Linked DNA regions of Homo sapiens: region 2 is linked to region 1. A link is an interaction called in ENCODE POLR2A ChIA-PET data of the cell type or tissue named here. Cell type or tissue: PC-9. All regions are shown on one strand.

Region 1 (2,500 bases):
ACATTGTAGCAGGTATCAGTATTTTGTTCCTCTTTATGGCTGAATAATATTCCACTGTCTGGACATACCACATTTTGTTTACCCATTCATCAGTTGACGGACATTTGGGTTGCTCCCATCTTTTGGTCTCCCTTGTTTTGGTCAGTGATACATGCATCTTAGCAGGTTTTCAGTGACCTAAGAAAATGCTGGCCCAGTGTGTGTGATGCTGCATATCACAAGTGAGAAGATAGCTTGTGCCCCACAGTCCCTGTGCCCATTTTGCTGCCTGTGGGGACAATGCTAAGAACCCAGTCACTGAGTCACTGATATCTGGGTTTGAGCCCTGGCTCTGCCACTTAGGCTCGCAGGACCTCACCTACTGAATGAATGAGTTGGGAGGCTCCATAGATGTCAGAAACCTTTGCAAGCTGGGAAGCTGAGCTGAGGTGCAGCTGCTGTTCATCCCCAGGCTGATTCAGAGTATAAAACCCCAGGCTTAGTGCAATCCAGGATGTTTGGGTTCAAACCTCAGCTCCTCTCTTTACTAGCTGAGTGATTTCGGCAGGTTGTCAGCTTCTCTGAGCTACTTTTCCTACCTGGGCCCCTGAGCCCTGCTGGGCAGGGAACCCCTTTCTCCTGCCTCCAAACTTCAGACTCCTTCCTCTGAAACCATGGAAGGGGACACCTTTTATTAAACTGCTGTGGTGAGATGAGTGACAGGCTCTCTAGTGAAGCTGGCCTGTATGAGCTTGAAGATGCAAACCTTCACATGGACATACACACATGTACATAGTCACAGGGCAATTGTCAAGATGTGTAACAACAGGGAGGGTCCCCTGTTCTTTCCACCAACCAGAACACTCTCTTGCTTTTGCTGGTGCAGGGTTGAGAGTTAACCCTTCAATTGGAGGCTCATGGGGGAGGTCCCAGGGGTCCAGGGAGGGAGCTGGGGCAGCAGGGGGCCCTCAGGGGGTGTTGAGGCCGGTGGCTTTTACCAGCAGGTAAGGAAGCTTTAGAATATTTTAAGGCTGTTATGGCCACGATGGTATGTATCAGACGAATGCCAGCATCGCACACCTGTGAACCCTTTCCCATGGATAGGCCCATACAAGGGCATGCGCCTTCCCACACGCACACACACACACATCCTGCCACACATCAGACTTCCTAGCTTCCTGCAGTTAGTTTTCCTCGAATGAGCCAAAGCTGGGCTGACTCAGGTGGCAAACTGCCAGGATGCTGATATTTCCCTCGGCTCTGGCCTGAGAAGCTTCAGGGAAAAACCCACTCACATCCTGAATCCTCACCTGCTCCAGGCGGGCCTGCAGGCCTCCTGGCCCGGGCGCCGGCGGCAAGAGCCTCAGTGACATCCTGCTCTTCCTGAATGCCAAGCATATTGGCAGGGAGAAAACCCTGCCACACCCAGGGTTTCTCCAGAGTCCTCCCAAGGAAGAGGTAGAATGAGGCTGGTTTTCTTAATGTTTGGAGCTGGAAAGTTATGCTGAGATAACTGGTCTAGGCTCCCACTTTTTTTTTTTTTTTTGGTAGAGACAGTGTCCAGCTATGTTGCCATGGCTGGTCTTGAACTCCTGGCCTCAGGTGATCCTCCCACTTGGCCTCTCGAAGTTCTGGGATGACAGGCATGAGCCACCACACCCAGCCCCAGGCTCCCACTTAATAGGTGAAGAATTTGGTCCCAAACAGAGACAGAGAACCAACCAAAGTCCCACTTGCAGAGGGTGGTAAGCCCAGGACTGAACCCCGGCCTCCCGATGCCCCAGCCAGCACCTTCCACCCAGCAAGCCACAAATGACTGGATTCCCCCATTCGGTGTTCTGATTGCCTCCTGGGCAGTCCCCCATGGACACAATGGCCTAATCGGCCAAGTTTTCTCTTCCAGTTCTGCCCCATGTCATTCTGGAGGCCTGTCTTTCTCAGCTCCCAACAGAACTTACCTCGCACGTGGTAACAGAACTTACCTCGCAGCGTCAAATAGGTCCACCTGTTCGGCCAGCTGATGAACATACTGATGCACTTTATTTTATTTTTCTGAGACAGAGTCTCGCTCTGTCACCCAGGCTGGAGTGCAGTGGTGCGATCTCAGCTCACTGCAGCCTCCGCCTCCCGGGTTCAAGTGATTCTCCTGCCTCAGCCTCCCAAGTAGCTGGGATTACAGGTGCCTGCCACCATGCCTGGCTTATTTTTGTATTTTTAGTAGAGATGGGGTTTCACCATGTTGGCCAAACTGGTCTCGAACTCTTGACCTCGAGTGATCTGCCCACCTTGGCCTCCCAAAGTGCTGAGATTACAGGTGTGAGCCACCATGCCCGGCCTGATGCCTTTTTTTTTTGAGACGGAGTCTTGCTCTTTCGCCCAGGCTGGAGTGCTGTGGCGCGATCTCTGCTCACTGCAAGCTCCACCTCCCGGGTTCACGCCATTCTCCTGCCTCAGCCTCCTGAGTAGCTGGGACTACAGGCATCTGCCACCACGCCTGGCTAATCTTTTGTATTTTTAGTAG
Region 2 (2,500 bases), 290 kb after region 1:
GGCAGCACAGTGCCGATGGGATTGTCACACATTCTCAGGAGTGGGACCAGATAACCCGCTTGGGCCTGGGAAAGGCAAATCTGCTGGGGAGAGAAGACAAAAAGGGCAAAGGTTGAGGAGGCTCATGAGAAGAAGGACTGGAAGTGAGCATGGAATGTGAGCCATCTGGGAACATGGCAAGGGGAACAAGTACCAGATGCCAGGCATGCACTGAGATGGGGAAGGACTGGCCAACGGGCTTCACCTTGTCTCTTCCTCATCTGCAAAATAGGACTAACACCTACTTGCCATATGCAATGAGATGGCACCTGGAAAGCTTCTGACTCCATGCTCAAAAACACGTGAATCCTCCGCCTTTCCCCAACCAGCTGCTACGTCCCACCATCCGGCCCTTCATTCCACATACAAACATTTACTGGCTAAAAGCCAAAAGCAGCCACTGGTGTGATTGTGAACCTTTGGTTTAATAGAAAACAGTGCAGAATCTGAACCGGTTTCTACGATGTACTACACCAAACTCTTCTTCTCAATTGTAGCTTTATACATGAGGAAACACAGGCTTAGAAATAACAGGGAACATGCCCATGATCACACAGCCCACAGCAGAAGAGCTGGGATTTGAACTCAGGCCCTATCTGATGCCAGTGCTAAGGGAAGGTGAAGATGATCCCTGTCGTGCAGAAGCCTGCAGTCAAACTGGAAAATGTGACTACCTCCTATGACGCAAAACAAAGGCATCCCAGGGACAGGAGAGCAGCCTGGGAAGGCTCCCAGCGGCACAGGCCAGCTGAAGTCTCTGAACCTAGACACATCTGGCTGCAAAGAACGGGATGGGATCCCACTGGGAGTGGGTGACAAAGGGGTAGCAGAGAATTTATGCTGAGGCGTCTGAGCTTCACAGCAGAAACAGGACTCAGAAGAAAGATGGTGTCGGGGAAAAAGACTAACATTGATAAGATGGCGACAACACAGAAGACGCTCTGACCAGAAGTCAACCCTCTGAAGTCAGTTCTTTCATCGCACAGCACCTCATTTATTTGGCTTTCCCAGTCAGAGTTCACACTCACTCACTCCGACGCGAAGCTCAGGTTTACCTTGGCTCTATCTACAGAAAAGAAAAAGCTTTGCTAAGCACATCAGCAGAGCAAACATGATCTGTGAGGAGAATATTTAATTTGCTCAGGGGAATAAGCTATTTCAAGCCCCTCTAAGCCATCCAGAGGAGCTGCCATTTACTAACAAACCACTGACATGGTAATTAAAATTATTTCACTCTCTCATCAAGAAAGTCCCCACAAGAGACTGGGCTTCTTCAGGACAGAGACTGGGTCCCTCCCACTAGGATGGAGTATGATCCAGCTGCACACCTACTCATGTAGCTGTTGTGAGGATGAAAGGTCACAGTCACTGCCCAGGAAAGGTCAGCCATCATCTTCTTCTGAGATACCACTAACTGGTTCCATGCCATTCCCCAACTCATTATTCCAGATGATCTGCCAGCCAACCTAGTGACACAGGCAGGAATTCGTTACTCGCAACTGATAAGGAGGGAAACTGAGTCCCAGAGAGAGAAGAAGGGAGTCTGGCCCAACAGCTCTAGGAGGGGCTGAGCCAGGACCTGATTCCCACCCGGCCTCTGGGTTCCCAGGGCAGGGATTCCCTCCCCTGCCCTCTGCTGGGTACTGTTCTAGCCCATATTTCATTGACCCCCTCAATTCTTTCTTAATATTTTATTCGATAAAATATAGATACCGAAAGCCATATAAAACAATTGTATGGCGTAAGGGACTATTAGAAGGCACACACCATGTAACCACCACCAAAAAAAATAAAGACACCGCCATTCACCACATGCCAATGAACAGCCCCCTCCAACTAAAAGTAACAACTACCCTGACTTTTCTGGTTAATTGCTTTGTTCCTCACGTAGGCATCCCTACCCTATAGCCTTGTCCACTTTTTTTCACTTGACGATTCTTCAAAATCGCTCCTACTTTACACCTTCCCCACTACCTCTTTTTCTTACAACTTATCTGCTAGAGAAAACCTGAACTGTTCAGCCTATAGAGTTTCCCACTGGCTAGAAAACTGCACATTCATGCTACAGTTCAATACATGCCTCTGTTCTCTGTATTTCCTGCAATTTGGCAGCTAGATCCGCAGGCTTGATCAATTCAGGGTCGATCCCTTTGGCAAGACTTCAGCAGTGTTGTGCTCTTGTTCTGACATTAGCAGCCCTTGGTATTCAACACTTTCAGCATCAATCTCCCGGGAGTTACTAAGTGGTGACATTCTAATTCTCCCACTGCATTTTCATTTATTAGCTGGAATAATTTTTTTTTTTTTTTTTTTTGAGATGGAGTCTCGCTCTGTTGCCCAGGCTGGGTGCAGTGGCGCAATCTCGGCTCACTGCAAGCTCCACCTCCCGGGTTCACACCATTCTCCTGCCTCAGCCTCCTGAGTAGCTGGGACTACAGGCACCTGCCACCACACCTGGCTA

The links. ChIA-PET counts read pairs that join two places held together with the same protein. Peaks named below come from ENCODE experiments on the same cell type or tissue, not always from the same donor. Only the 100,000 strongest peaks of a DNase experiment are listed, where the experiment ranks them.
Region 2: POLR2A ChIA-PET joins it to region 1 with 5 read pairs; 10 of 35 experiments call an interaction of 5 or more read pairs at or near these places.

What each region holds. Positions count from the first base shown.
Region 1 is chr14:90,418,184-90,420,683 of GRCh38, forward strand. No RefSeq gene overlaps it. Among named protein-coding and RNA genes, the nearest start is that of CALM1, 22 kb to the left of the region's middle. RefSeq lists a silencer at 1,028-1,228. In PC-9, no CTCF peak of the experiment used is centred here; a DNase peak (open chromatin) is centred at 1,198; H3K27ac peaks cover 1,358 bases.
Region 2 is chr14:90,703,829-90,706,328 of GRCh38, forward strand. The region is part of intron 5 of TTC7B (tetratricopeptide repeat domain 7B); the gene reads right to left. Among named protein-coding and RNA genes, the nearest start is that of TTC7B-AS2, 7.7 kb to the left of the region's middle. In PC-9, no CTCF peak of the experiment used is centred here; no DNase peak of the experiment used is centred here.